Regions from separate parts of the Homo sapiens genome. Here region 2 is linked to region 1. A link is a loop called in an ENCODE intact Hi-C map of the cell type or tissue named here. Cell type or tissue: dorsolateral prefrontal cortex. All regions are shown on one strand. Region 1 overlaps AGTPBP1 (ATP/GTP binding carboxypeptidase 1). Region 2 holds the start of LOC101927603 (a long non-coding RNA gene).

What was found. Hi-C counts contacts between places; a loop is a spot of excess contacts. Peaks named below come from ENCODE experiments on the same cell type or tissue, not always from the same donor. Only the 100,000 strongest peaks of a DNase experiment are listed, where the experiment ranks them.
Region 2: it touches region 1 in a loop (2.9-fold over the local background); 7 of 110 quality-filtered maps call a loop at or near these places.

The regions. Positions count from the first base shown.
Region 1 is chr9:85,599,195-85,607,194 of GRCh38, forward strand. All of the region lies in intron 17 of AGTPBP1 (ATP/GTP binding carboxypeptidase 1), which reads right to left. Among named protein-coding and RNA genes, the nearest start is that of AGTPBP1, 140 kb to the right of the region's middle. RefSeq lists an enhancer at 1,169-1,981. In dorsolateral prefrontal cortex, no CTCF peak of the experiment used is centred here; no DNase peak of the experiment used is centred here; H3K27ac peaks cover 2,100 bases.
Region 2 is chr9:85,528,825-85,536,824 of GRCh38, forward strand. LOC101927603 (a long non-coding RNA gene) reads right to left here and starts at 7,180. Exons shown (of 2, transcript XR_007061633.1): 1 at 7,151-7,180; 2 at 5,243-6,581. In dorsolateral prefrontal cortex, no CTCF peak of the experiment used is centred here; no DNase peak of the experiment used is centred here; H3K27ac peaks cover 3,343 bases.

The DNA of each region.
Region 1 (8,000 bases):
GACAGAAGGAGAGAGGGAGAGAGGAAGAGAGGCAGAGAGAGATCCCACTAAACTGTGTTACTTTCAATCTCTGACCTTTTGAGGGTACTTCATGGTTTATTCATAGTTGGTGATGACGGATATACATTTCATTGTATTCTCTCCATCTTATTTTCTACTTCTGATACCAACAAATGCTTTTATTGTTCTTCCTTACCATTTTATTTTTATTGGTTTGGTGGCATTGCTCCACATTTTCTTTTCTTCCTTAATTTGGAAGCCTTCTATCACGCTTTTCAATTCTACTTTTCCACCCTCATAGTCATGATTGATATTTTTCTAACACTATATTAAATGAACTAACTAAGCCATCCCACTGACACAAGTTAATTTTCACTTCTCCTATATTACCCCCCTTAGAATATTTTTGGTTAACACGTTTTATAAGTTCCAATACTTCTATCTTGAGACCTTTTACTCATTTTGTTCAGAAAGAGATCAGATAGCATATTTTCTGAATTACTGTTTTTGAGACAGACCTTCACTCTGTACATTTTCTGAATTCTTATAAACGCTGACATGCAGTTTGTTGGCAGTGACAAACAATTTACAGATTCTTCAAAAGACATTTGGATGTCCACTGGCTTCCAGTGCTATAGATGAACAGTCCAATACTAGTTTAATTTTTTAAATATGCATAAAAATACAGTGATTAAGAGCATGCAATCTGCAACCAAACTTCCTGGGTTTGAATTCCAACTTCACCACATACCAGATGCATGATCCTGGCCAGACTATTAACCACTCTATGCCCCCATTTTCTCTTCTGTAAAGTGAGGGTGACAACCTCACTGGGTTGTTTGTTGTGTGGATGGAAAATATCACATGTGTTAGCACTTGAACAAGGCCTGGCATACGGCAAATATTCAATGAATGTTAGCTACTGGTATTACTATTATCATTATTTCCTTTTAAGTAACCTATTCTTTTAAAGTGGAAGCATGTTAAAATTTTCTCTTTATACTTGAAACTCAGAAATTTCACTGGTACATATAAAATAAGTCTGCCTTCCTGATCCCTTCCTGGGACTCAGTGAGCCACTTCAATCTGAAGTTTTGACCCCTCCACTCACATAAAACTCACCATAACACAAAACTCATTATAATAGTTTCAACAGTGACTACAGGAGACAGAGGAGGGGCTTCAAGATGGCTGACTAGAGGCATCTGGCACTTACGTCCTCCACAAAGCAGCAGCAAAACAGTGAGTAGATAACCACACTTAAAATAGATCATCTAAGACAGAACACTGAAACTCAACAGAGAAGTAACAAGAACACCTAAGACAAGGAAGGAGAGGGAAGGCAGGCAGGCTACTTGGCCAGGAGACCAGGGAGGCTTCCCAGTACAGGAAAAGGGTAAGTGAGATTCTCAGTGGTCCACATCCGCACTACAGACTCCTCCAATCCTAGCCAGGGGGGAGCCCTCCATCCTCACAGGTCCCAAGACTAACACAGGGAGCTGCTTCGAGACTGCACAAAGGTATTGCTCCAGAGAGTGAACTCACACGGGGTGTGACCTAAGCAGCAGCAGCATTGGCACAGTTTTGAGAACCCAGCCCCCACTCAACTGCATCCTGCCCCGAGGCCCAACAGCCTCTGCCTCCCCAACCCACAGCCACCAATGCCACAAGCTGCTGCCACTGAAACCTAAGCAACAGTCACTGGCAGAGACCCCACTTCCCAGCAGCAAGCTGTCATGCATTTGCACGTGCCCAGAGGACAGGGTCCCCTACCCACAGCCACCACCACTGCTGATTGCTGTCACTGGGGCCAAAGCACAATTCCCTGGTAGCAACTCCATTGCCCTTATTGCCCTTGGCAGTGTGGTCACCCTATATTAACACACGCCTTGCAAACAGGCTCCCAGGTCCCCAGCTGTCGCCTGGGGCTGAGGCACACATTCCCCAGCCACTCGCCTACAGCTGCTGCCACTGATAGCTGCATAGCAATCCCTAGCAGCAGGGCTGAGGTGCATTTGCAAGCGCCCTGGGGGCAGGCAGACTTCCCCAGCCCACCAGCACTGCTGCTGCCCTCACTCAAACACTCTAAGGGGAGCCTAGGGATCACCCAGCCGTCCTCATTATAGCCAGAGCCCCTGTAAATCACGTGAGGGGCTTGAGGACAGGCCTGCCTGGCCTGGCTCCCCCACCATCCCCAATACCAGAGCATACCTGGGAGCCTAGGGATCACTCAGCCATGTCAACCAGCGCTGGCACCTGAGCACTCCTCCCAGGGGTCTGCGGATGGGCCACCTCATCTGCCACTACCACCACAGCTGGCACACACCCACACATACCATCTGTGGGTCTGGGGACTGGACCACCCAGCCTGTCACAGCCACCACCAACACTAGCACAGACTGCTTAGGAGGCAGAGGGTTGTCCCACCACTGATCCTCTCATTGCTCATGCTATGCCTGCTGCTCAGGAGCCAAAGGACCCACCCACCTATCTGGCCCAAAGCTGCAACTGCCAGCATCTGAGAAAGTTGCATGGGGGCCCAAGAACTGGCCCATTTAGACCCACTAACACCAGTCATGCTGGGTCCTAAGGACAGGAATCTTTGGCCTGCTGTTGCCACCACTGGTGCCCAAGGAATGGCCGACCTGGCATCCTCATTCCCAGCAAATTTCACCACAGCCACCACTAACAACCACACCCTAAGCCAGTGAAGAAATTACAGGGGCCACATTACTGCATCCACCCAGAATCAAAGCCACAGTGCCCTATCCAGCCAGTATCATAGACTTGCCTTCAGAAAAAAGTCCTCCCCATGAAAGTAAATAAAAAAATTGGAAGATGCGACTGTTATACCAGATGTGCCAATAATAACATAAGGACACAAGAAACACGAAAAAACAAGAAAATATGACACCTCCAAAGCAACCAATAATTCTCCAGCAACAGATTCCAACGAGAAAGAAATACATGAAATGCTGGAAAAGTAATTCAAAATAATGGTATCAAAGAAGCTCAGTGAGATACAAGAGAACACAGATAAACAATACAAAGAAATCAGAAAAACAATTCAGATGATAAGTGAGAAATTTAACAAAACAGATATCATTTTTTAAAAAGCAAACAAATACTGGAACTGAAGAATATTCATTAAATGATAGAAAAAAATATATTAGAGAGCTTTGACAATAGACTAAAGCAGAGGACAGAATTTCAGAACTTAAAGACAGGTGTTTTCAAATAACCCAGTCAGACACAAATAAAGAAAAAAAGAATAAAAAAGAATGAACAAAGCCTACATGACATATGGCACACCATAAAGCAAACACATATTCAATTTTTTGGTGTTGCAGGAAGCAAAGAGAAGATGTGAGGGAAAGTAAACCTATTTAACAAAATAAACAGCTGAGAGGCAGAACAAGATGGCCAAATAGAAGCCTCCAGTGATCACCGCCCCCCACTCCATGCCCCACAATAGGAACACCAAATTGAACAACTATCCACGCAAGAAAGCACCTTTTTAAGAACCAAAAATTAGGTGAGCGATCATACCAAGGAAATGCACTGAAGAGGGTAGGAAAGACAATCTGGAATTGCTCACACCACTCCCGCAGTCCAGCCCCAGTGGCCACATGGAGCAGAGAATCTGTGTGCTTCAGGGAGAGAACATGCAGTGACTGTGGGACTTTGCATTGGAACTCAGTGCTGTCAATGTCACAGCAGAAGGCAACACTAGGCAGAACTCAGCCGGTGTTCACGAAGGGAGTATTTAGACTGACCTAGCCAGATGGGAATTGCCCATCCCAGCTGTCAGAACCTGAGTTCCGGCTAGCCCCACCACCGAAGGCTAAGGCACTCTGGCGTCCTACATAAACTTGAAAGGCAGTCTAGGTCACAAGAACTGAAATTCTGGACAAGTCCTGGTGCTATGCTGGGCTCAGAGCCAGTGAATGTGGGGTGCATGTGGCCCAGTGGGACACCAATCAGAGCAGCCAAGGGAGTACTCACATCACTCCTCCCCCAATCCCAGGAAGCACAGCTTGTAGGTCCAGGAGAGACTTCTTCTTTCAGCTTGAGAGTGGAGACGGGAGAGTAAAAAGGTCTTTGTCTTGTAACTTGGATACCAACTCAGCCACAGTAAAACAGGGTACCAGGCAGAGTCCTGAGGCCACCATTACAGGCCCCAGGCCCCAGGTGACATTTCTAAACACACCCTGGGCCAGAAGAGAACCCACTGCCTTAAAGGGAACAACCCAGTCCTGGCAGGATTCATTACCTGCTGGCTAAAGAGCCCTTGGGCCTTGAATAAACATCAGTGGTACCCAGGCAGTTCTCACTGCAAGCCTTGGGTGAGACATAGAGCCATGCTGGCTTCAGGGGGTGGCCACAGGGAGGTAATACTTTTGCTCAAGGAAAGGAGAGAGAAGAGTAAAGGGGATTTTATCTTGCAGCTTGGTCACCAGCTTGACAACAGTACCAAGAGGGCCCCTAGGGTCCCCAATTTCAGGCCTTGGCTTCTGGACAGCATTTCGGGACCTGCCCCAGGCCAGAGAGGAGCCTGCTGCCCTGAAGGGAGAGACCCAGGCCTGACAGCATTCACCACAAGCTGACTGAAGAGACCTTGTGCTTTGAGGGAACATCGGCAGGAGCCAGGCAGTACTAAACGCAGGCCTGGGATGGTGATGGATATGGGAAAAGACTCTTCTGCATGAAAAAAAGAGATGGAAGAGTGGGAAGAACTTTGTCTTGCAGTTTGGGTGCCAGCTTAGCTGCAGCAGAATAGAACACCAAGTAGATTCCTAACATTCCCGACTCTAGGCCCTGAATGCTGTACAGCATTCTGGAACCTGCCCTGGGCTGAGGGAAGTTCATTGCCCTAAAGGGCAGGACACAAGCCCGGCTGGAAAGCCCTTGGGCCTTGAGTGAACACATCAGCAGTAGCTAGGCAGTGGTTGCCATGGGCCTTGGGCAGGACCCAGTGCTATGCTGGCTTTGTGTCTGACCCAGTATAGTACCAGCGGTGGTGGCCACAGGGTTGCTTGAATCATCTCTCCCCTAGCTCCAGGCAACTCAGCACAGAGAGACAGACTCTGTTTGGGAGAAAGTAAATGAAGAGAACAAGAGCCTCTGCCTGATAATCCAAGAAATTATCTTGTATCTCACCGAAGGCCACAAAGGTGGTATCTCTACAAGTCTGCAAGAGTCACAGTGTTACCAGGCTTGGGTCCCCCCTAATGCAGATATGGCTGCAGTGACCAAAGATTTAGATCACAACACTCAATTCCCTTTGAATATTTGGAAACCCTTCCCAAGAAAGATGGGTACAAATAAGCCCAGACTCTGAAGACTACAATAAATACCTAGCTCTTCAATGCCCAAACACCAATGAACATCCACAAGCATCAAGACCATCCAGGAAAACATGACCTCACCAAATGAACAAAGGCACCAGGGACCAATCCTGGAGAAACAGAAATATGTGATCTTTCAGACAGAGAATTCAAACTAGATGTTTTGAGGAAGCTCAGTGAAATTGAAGAGAACAGAGAGAAGGATTTCAGAATCCTATGAGATGCATTTAACCAAGAGACTGAAATAATTTTTAAAAACCAAGCAGAAATTATGGCACTGAAAAGTTCAACTGACATACTGAAGAATGCATTATAGTGTCTCAGCGGCAGAATTGATCAAGTAGAAGAAAGAATTAGTGAGCCTGAAGACAGGCTATTTGAAAACACACAGAGAAGACAAAAGAAAAAAAAGAATAAAATGAAGTATGCCTACAATATCGAGGCATACTTCAATATCCTCAAAAGTACAAATTTAAGAGTTATTGGCCTTAAAGAGGAGATAGAGGAAGAGATAAGGTAAAAAGTTTATTCAAAGGGATAATACCAGAGAACTTTCCAAACCTAGAGAAAGATATCAACATTCAAGTACAAGAAGGCTATAGAACACCACGCAGATTTAACCCCAAGACTACTTCCAGCCATTTAATAATCAAACTCCTAAAGGTCAAGGATAAAGAAAGGATCCTAAAAGCAGCAAGAGAAAAGAAACAAATAACATGCAAAGGAACTCCAATATATCTGGTAGCAGACTTCTCAGTAGAAACCTTACAGGTCAGGAGAAAGTGGCATGCCATATTTAAAGCACTGAAGGAAAAAAGCCTTTGATCCTAGAATAGTAAGTACATCCATTGAAAATATCCTTCAAACATGAAGGAGAAATAAAGACTTCCCCAGACAAAAAAAAGCTGAGGGAATTCATCAACATCAAATACTTGTCCTACAAGAGATGCTAAAGGGAGTTCATTCTGAAAGAAAAGGACATTAATGAACAATAAGAAATCATCAGAAAGTACAAAATTCAATCGTAATAATAACTACACAGAAATACACAGAATATTATAATACTGTAATCGTGGTGAGTAAACTACTCATATGTTGAGTAGAAAGACAAAAAGATGAACCTATCAAAAATAATGATAAAACTTTTCAAGGCATAGAATAATAAGATATAAATAGAAACAACAAAAAGTCAAAAAGTGAGGAGGGATCAAATTAAAGTATAGAGTTTTTATTAGTTTCCTTTTTACTTGTTTGTTAATGTTTGTTTTTACAATCCATGTTGTCATCAGTTTAAAATAATGGGTTACAAGATGTTATCTGCAAGCCTCACAGTAATCTCAAAAAACCTACAACAGATACACAGAAAATAAAAAAAGAAATTAAAAAATATCACCTGAGAAAATCACCTTCACAAAAGGGAAGATAGGAAAGAAAGAGGGAAAGAAGAGAGGACCACAAAACAATTGGAAAACAACAAAATGGCAGGAGTAAGTCCTTACCTATCAATAACAATGAATGTAACTTGACCAAACTCTCCAATAAAAGGAAACAATCAACAGGGTGAAGAAACAACCTGTCGAATGGGAGAAAATATTTACAATCTATTTATCTGACAAGGGATTAGTATCCAAAATATACAAGGAACTCAAACAACTCAATAGTAAAAAATAATCATAATAATCTCATTAAAAAGTAGGCAAAGGACATAGATATTTCTCAAAAAGAAGATATACAAATGGCCAACAGGCATATGAAAAAATGTTCAACATCACTAATCATCAGGGAAATGCAAATCAAACTACAATGAGATACCATCTTACCCCAGTTAAAATGGCAATTATTAAAAAGAGAAAAAAAAAAAAAGATGTTAGTGAGGATGTGGAGAAAAGAGAACTCTTACATACTGTTGGTGGGAACGTAAATTAGTGTAGTCACTATGGAAAACAGTACAGAAATTTCTCAAAAAACTAAAAATAAAACAACATAAGATCCAGCAATCCCACTACTGGGTATTTATCCGAAGTAAAGGAAATCAGTATACTGAAAGGATACCTACACCCACCCCATGTTTATTGTAGCACTATTCACAATAGCAAAGATATGAATCAACCTCAGCATCCATCAATGGATGAATGAATATAGAAAATGATATATATACACAATGAAATACAATGTGGCCATAAAAAATGAAATCATGTCCTTTGCAGCAACATGGATGGAATTGGAAGTCTTTATGTCAAGTGAAATAAACCAGGCATAGAAAGACAAATATTGCATGTTCTCACTCATATGTGGTAGGTAAAAAAGTTGATCTCATGGAAGTAGAAATTAAAATAATAGATACAAAAGCTGAGAAGGGTGTGTGGGAGGGATAAGGGGGGTGAAGAGAGGTTGGTTAATGAGTGTAAATATATAGTTCAAGAAAAGAAATGTTTTAATGTTCTATAGCAGAGTTGGGTGACTATCAGTAACAATATATTGTATATTTCAAAATGGCTAGATGAGAGGACTTAAAATATTCCTAACATACAGAAATGATAAATCATCAAGGTGATGGATATCCTAAATACCCTGACTTGATTGTGACACATTCTATACATGTAACAAAATATCACATATACCCCATAAATATGTGCAAATATTATGTATCAA
Region 2 (8,000 bases), 70 kb before region 1:
GACACCCCAGCCAGGGGAGTGTAGCCCCACCACCACCCCTATCTTCATGCGCAGGCAGGCCCCAGGGCCATCAATGAAGAGGCAGCATGGCTGCAGACCACCACCAGCCTGCGGTCTCCTCCTGTGCCACCTCCAGCCCCCACTTCTCCCAACGATCCCTGGAGAGGAAGAGGAGCCCCAGGTTTGAAGTGACTTTAAGGAGTATCTGTCTGCTGCAATCTCTGCAATCTCTGCCTGCAGTCTTGCATAGATGGGGAACTCACTCTTCCTCGGTCAGCTTATTCCACCTCCAGCCATTTCCTTACTTCAACCTCATACTTCACCCAGGACCTCCAGGGCCATGTGGAGCCAGTGCAATCCTTTGAACACCTGGACCTACCAATCACGCTGCTCTCAACTCTACACGGATATGAGCATGAAACAGTTTTCTTTTTCTCCAGTGATTTTCCTCAGTCCTACCTCGTCAGCTCTCCCATTTCCTTCCCTTCATGACATTTTGCAGATTTAAGCTCAAATTCTGTTTAAGCCTCATCTTCTTCCTTCCTCTAATACTTGCTTCAGAGAGGCCCTGAATGTGTACGGGGAAAGGGTCATGGTCTATTTCTGAGTCCTTCTTCTTCAGGGCAGCACTCTTCAGTATATGTCAGGGTGAGGGGCTAAGAGAGGAAAACCAACCACTGTTTCTTTAGTCACTTGGGTCCCAACACAGTCCTCTCCCTGTTGGTTGCCTCTGCTTCCCAGGCTAAGAGCTGGGGACTAGATTTGGCCCAGCTGCAAACCTCCCTATTGGTTGGCACAGCTGTTGGCACCTCCTGGGACAGGTGTTTCAAGAGCTGTGTGTCTGAGTCTCAGAAGACCCTGCAGAGCCCTTTGGATGGCACAATTCTTTGCAGTCTCTCTAGTGCCCTCGGCTGGAGTCACCTGCATGCATCCCATGGCCTTGCAGGAGCACTGGCCCATCCGTTGGGCAGTAACTCAAGTGGGACACTGGAGAACCATCTCAATCCCAGCTGCCTTCCACAGGATGCCCTCCCTGGGCCCAGGGAAACCCTTGCATTCCTGCCTGCCTCACCTTTCCTTTAGGACCCATCGGCTCAGGGCATTTTGATCATCAGTAATCCCATATCCACTAAAGGTGCAGGTGAGAACACAATCAGTAAAAACAGCCTGAAAATTCCACCTTTCTGACATTCAAAAGTGAAGATGGACAAAATCACGCCAACAAAATGGCACCTTGTAGTGGATTCAAAACTGTAGGAAAAGGAGAATATGTGGCAGGGAGTGCTATGAAGTGAGAACATCCACATATTGTGAATAGCTCCATGCAAATATGGGCACCAAAACTGGCTGAGCTATGTGGTCCCCCTTGGGTCGGGCAACTTCCCAGACCACCTGGCAGTCATCAAGGACAGCACTGGGCTGCTTAACAATCTCATTTTATTATACTTTATCTCTTTTTCTCCAAAACTGAAACCAAACTATCACTCTACACTGAATATTAGCCACATGGAAAGCCTTAAAATTCAACCCATTCTCAATAATTTGACTTTTTTAAATGGGGAAGGTATATTGTTCTCATTTTCCTATTCTCATACTCAATGGGGAATTGAAACAAACTTTCCATACACTTGCAAAAAAATATATAAAAAGTATCACCTGAAGCTGAAGCCAAACATCAAATATTTAACTCAAGCAATATGAAAGGTGGTCAGTTTTGCTCATGAAAGCAGTCACGTCGTAGTTTCATAAGTGACGTGTAGAACTCATTGCACGATAGCATGGCGACTGGTATTTGGTTGTTTTCTCTTCTCTTCTTTATCGTCCAGTTCCTCTCCACTGTATTTGTGTTCTTTTGAGCCCTAAAAATGCCTATAAGTTTAGCAGATTTAGCAAATTTAGCACCATAAATGTACTATCTCACAGTTTCTTTAAGTCAGACGTCTGGGCATAGCATGGCTCTGCTGGTTCTCTGTGTGGTCTCATAAGGCTAGAGTCAAGGTGGCAGCGCTGCACCCCTTTCCGGGGGCTCTGGGGATGAACTGACTTCCAAGTTCATTCAAGTTGTTGGCAGAATTCCCTTCCACGTAGGACTGAAGTCCCATTTCCTTGCTGGCTGTTGGCCAGGGTCATTCTCAGCTTCTAATCGCTTTCTGTGGCTTGGGGACTCCTCTTCCATCTGCAAATCTTTCTGGCTGAGTCTTCCACATTGAAGGGTTCCTGTGAGTACATTGGGCCCACCCAGATAACCCAGGGCAATTTATTCTAAGGTCATCTGATTAGTAACCTTAATTCTGGCTGTAAAACCCCTTCACAGCAGTACCCAGGTTAGTGTTTGATGGAATCACCCAGGACAGCAATCCTGAGGGACATCTTTAATTTTTTTCTTTTTATTGATATATAATAGATGTATGTATTTTGGGACATATTCATATAATGTGCAAAGATCAAATCAGGGTAATTAGGGTAACCATCACCTGAAATATTTATCTTTTCTTTATGCTAAGAACATTCAAATTATTCTCTACTAGTTATTTTGAAATGTACTATATATTAGTGTTAACTATAGTCACCCTACTGATCTATCGAACATCAGGTCTTATTTCTTCTATCTAACTGTATATTTGTGCTTATTAATCAACGCCTCTTCATCTTTTTCTATCCCCTGCCCTTCCCTGCCTCTGGTACTAGGGGACATCTCCAGAGCTCTGCCTACCACAAACTCCTTTCCCTCCCATTTACTAACTTATTTTTTAGTTTAATTTTCTTCTTTGCATAGATAAAGACCCAAGCAATTTTAGCACGGATATCCACTCTTCTGTTCTGATTTGAGGGGTATCTACATGGTAGCATCTCTGCCATTCAAAAAGCACTGAATTTGCAATCCAACGGCATGGACTTGAGCCTTGGTTCAGGCAAATACATGAATGACCTGCATGCACATCTCTTATATCTGACAGAGGCTCAGTTTCCTCAGTTGCGAAATAGGGATGATACTACATCTCTTAGAGAAGTGTATAGCAATTGAACAAAGTGATATATTTGGAAGTTCTTTGGAACTCTAAACTGCTTTGCACATGTGTGCACATTCAGACATGCACACAAAAACTAGGTTCAGCGTAAACATCACTCCTCCTGTGAAGTCTTCTCCAACTCCTCAAGGCAGGGCTGGATGTCCCCTCTCAGCTCTGAGCCTCCGGAGCCCAGAGATGCATGCCTCTAAGACAGCACTTGTCTAATTCTACCATAATTATTTATTTCTCCCATTAGACTCATTTCCCCTCCAGGGCAGGGGTCATGTCTTATTCACTGCCATCTCTGCAGCACTGAGCGCAGTTTCTGATGTGGAATTGGCACACAGTACATGCTGCTGAAAAAGACAGCAGCCCCTCCCCTCGGTGTCCCAATGCCAGCCTCTGACAGGGTGCTGGGCCCCTACCAAATATCAAAGGCCAAGGACGTGGGCTTTGAAGCAGCCCAAAAGAAACCAGTATCTTCTCTGGGAGGTGAAGAAAACTAATGATTAGTATTCCTAGGTCTCCCTTTGCTGATCAGCAACACACATCCCCCCTACATCTCTTTTTTTAATTTATTTTTAACCTTCCTACTACCTGCTACACAACGTGTCCCACCTCAGTTGAAAGTTGTGCTTTCAAGTCCCCAAAATTGAGCATAAAGATTGATTTCTCTTTATTTCTTCTGCCTCCATACACAAATCATCAAGTCTTGTTTCCAGCTCCGAAAGATTACTCAAATCCCAAACTTAGGAAACTCCAATCCTTTATCAAGACTGCATAACCTTTTCCTCAGAGATTGATGTGGTTTTTATTATACTGGTCAGCAAACAAATTTGCTCTCTGTTTGAAAAGAAGACACTATTCTTACATTCCCAAAGCTGTTTGCTTGAGAAAATAGTCCAGAACAGAAGCTGCAAGTGCCTCTGCTTACATGATATGCAGGAGCAGAAAAGACACATGGAAGATGTCTCCCAATGCTACTTTGAACAGTGTGAAAATTAAGGAAAAAGTAAATCAATTTAAGTATTAGGGTGCATTAGGCTGCAAGTAACAGAAATCCCCACTAACAGTAGCCTAAACAATAAAGTACAGAATAGGAAGTCCAGAGCTGGTTTGGTAACAATACAATGGCAACAAGGACTCAGGCTATTTCTGTTCCACCATTCTCAACTTGCTTCCTGTTGGTTCTCGTTCTCAAGATGGATGCTGCAACTCCAGGCATCACAGCCACTTTCAAAGGAAGGAAGCAATAGCATTGCCAGGTGCTGAAAAGGTGCCCTTTTAGTGAGTCTTTTTCTTTTTATCAGGAAGAAATATTTCCCAGAAGCTCTGTGGAAACCTTCCCTGTATGGCCCATTGGCCAGAACTTGGTCCCTTGGTTACTTCTATCTGTAAGGAAGGCTGGGGAAGTATTTGGTAAAAGGGAATAGGAGGCAGTGATTGGTTTGGATCAATTATGATCTCTCCTAAGATTTATTGCCACCCTGAATAAAACCAGAATTCTGTAAGAAGAGCAGAGAATGTTTGCTGCTCCACCACCTAAGTGTTATGCTGTGCAAGGATAGTGTCTCACACTAATCAGTGAAACTCAAACTTCTTTCAAAGAGAAAGGCAAAGTCTCGTAAAGAACTTCCAATATCAAATACACAGAAGCAGGGCTTCTCCACCTCAATATCAAATACACAGAAGCAGGGCTTCTCCACCTCAGCCAGGAGCGAACATTTGAGTCTCTATCCACTTAGCCTCCACTCAACAAACCTCATCAGCACACACACACACACATACACACATATACACACACACTCATACACACACTCACACACATGTACACACTCATACACACATGCACACATAAATACACTCACACATGCACATACTCATACACATACAATCTCACACACACTACACGTCCACACACTCATACACATAGACATACTCATACACATACACACACACGCAGTCATACACACATACACATTCACACATGTACAGACATACATACATTCACACATATGTGCACACACATGCATATACACACCACACACACAAACACATATACACTGTCACACATACGAATATTCACACATACACTCACACATGCACACATACACACATATGTGCACACACATATACACACACAGATACAGACACACACAAACTCATGTACACAACAGGAGATAAGCTAAAATCTTTGGGATCAGAAAAAAAAGACCATTTGTTTAAATAACTGGTGAATAAGGAAATTCTTTTAATAGGCAATTTTTCTCAAGGAATGTGGCCAAATAGCAGGAATACACATGGCCCTAGAGATGCAGTGAGGCGGTCTGGAGCAAGAAATTCGTCCTAGCGGGGGCAAGTTGTGCTTGTCTTTAGGTGTTTTAGACTCAGGTTGTAGACAGCCCAGCTGAAGTCCCTGCCTTCCTCCTCGCCCCCCTACTCACAGGACCAGATCTTTCTACGACCCCACTCAGGATTCAGCCAACATCCATGGATGGAAGCTGAAGATTCTGAGGATATGAGAGAATATTGGGGGTCTGGAGTTCTGCACTCTGGCTAAGGGATGGCCTGGGACCAGCACAGGAGAGTGGGGGCGCTGGGCAGGACAGACACAGAAAATGAGGCCACTTCCCTGTGGACTGCCGTAAGAAGGCCACACAGGAAAGTCTTGTCCCTTGCGCAGGCTCAGGAAGTGGGTGAGGCAAGCCACGGGCTCAGTTCCTATTTTTCTCATCTCCCTTTGAATCCAGATCTACAGGCCATGAGCACACTTTTCTGAACCCCTCGGTGAAGAAGCTCTCACATGTCAGCAGAACCCAGGTGCGCTCCCATTGATGCACGATGAACCAGGATGAGGCCCAGCAGGTGCTGACCCAACTTGAGGCGGCCAGAGGCCAAGTCCCCCAACTGTCCTCTTGGAGGGACAAAAAGGAGGCACCCTGCCTCACAGATGTCCCAAATGTGAGCAGGATGTGGACACTGGCCTGAAAAGAAAATGGTAGATTGTTAAGATACAAACCATGGGAGCCCCTAGAACCTGACCTATCCTGCCTGTCTCCTTCTCCTCTCTCTCTTTCCCTCCTCAAACAGACTGTAAGGCCTCATTGGTCCCATCTAATCAATCCATGTATGTTGATCCAACATTTCCTTTCCCGTCCCGCTAGGAGGCTTCTAGAACTTTGGTTTGGTTAAGAGAGAGAGTGAGCAAAGTTTAATGTGAGATTAATAATAGTAACAATTATTATAATTATAAGCCAAAGTCCTGCTTAGCACACTTTACATACTTCATACTTCAATGAACCCTCACTTCTACATAAAGAGATGGGTGCTCCAGTTTTCTGCCAGGGCAGGAATCAGTCAGCTGCTGCCTGGACAAAGCTTTGTAACAAACCACACCAAAACTCCTTGGCTCTCAGCGAACACTTATGCTCATGTTCACAGGTCTGCAGGTCGACTCTGGTCCAACAGATCTAGCCTGGCCTCAGCTAGAGCTGAATGTCTCTGCCAGACTGACTCTCCTTGGGGAGGAACTACTCAGCAAATTCATTAATTGGGAATTGGTTTGCAGTTCTGTTGAGAAAGAAAATTAATTGTCAATGTATAGAAGATCTAACTACCTTCCAAAAACTGTGATTCTGTGACAATATTGATCCAGCCTAGAATCCTTAGTTGAAATTTCAAGATTATCATTTGCACACGTTTGTTAAATTCAAGCATGTTATGTCTTAGAAGCAGTGGTAACCTTAGTTTGCCAAATGATTATAGCTGTCTGCCTTCCTCTGGGCTTTGGGAACAGGCTGCCACGGGCTCTGGCCCTGCAAGAGAATGGTCCTGTTTCCGCGAGCTCCTGGTGGGTGTGTTGCCCAAGGACAGCTATCAGACAGAGGGAGATGGGGGTCACATATGAACTCGTCCCCAAGGAGGGGAGTTGAGGGGCAAACCCAAGAAACCCAGCTGGTTGTTGAATCAGAAGTAAAATCAGAGGTTTCTACCATGCCAATCCATTCCCTGTCTTTCTACAACATAAATGTAATCCTGTTACTTAACTTGCTTAAGACCCATCCACAGCCCCCCACTGACCTAGGGACACAACACCATAGCGTGGCTTCCAAGTCCTTTCATGAAGGGACCCCATTTACCTCTCCTCGCCTACCAGCCTCCACCCTCTGCTCAACTTTTTCTCTTTGCCTGGAATCCCTGCCTTCTTATACTCTCTCTCTGCCCCCATCTCCCCGCCTGCCACCCTTTCCCTATATGTTATAATCCCCACCTTCTTTAAGATCCAGTCCAGCCTCCCAGCATCACAACACCTTTCCCACAGGTCTATTTCGGGACTCGTCATTCCTTTGTCCCCACCTTGGCACTCTGTCCCTCCTGGCACATCATGTTCTGTCTTGCATCATTGTTTATAGAAACCAGGCCTATCTCCCCCATGGGACTCTGAATTCCTTGAGGATAAGGGCCACATCTTACTCACTCTTGCATTCCTTTCCCCTTCTCTGCTGGCTTGCACCCAGGCTAAGGGCAGCTGGTGTTTCTACTCCAAGAACTAAACAATCAAATCATTTAGGCAACAGGAAAGAAAAACTTTCTATTTTTTTTTTGATAGACTTACAAACAATAGAAAGTGCAACTTCTAAACAAAGGACAGGAACATTGAACATAAAATTTTGAGGGCAAAATGTCAATCCTGAGGTACTATGCTACAATTCTGCAAAATAATCAAAATCTTAACCAGTATTTGAGCAATGACCTGACATTTTGTGCCTTTCAAAATACAAAATGTACCAAGATAACCACAGACCAGCTATCAGACAACTCGTGTCACTGCAAAGTCCATTACCAAATCCCATTTGCTCCAATTTCTCATTTCGCATGAGCTATCATCTTGCCGCTCTCCTGTGCCACCACTTAAAAGCCTCATTATTAGGCATGGGAAGTACACATTTGGATGGGCAGAGTGTTTGCAATTATATTTTAAGGTGCTTC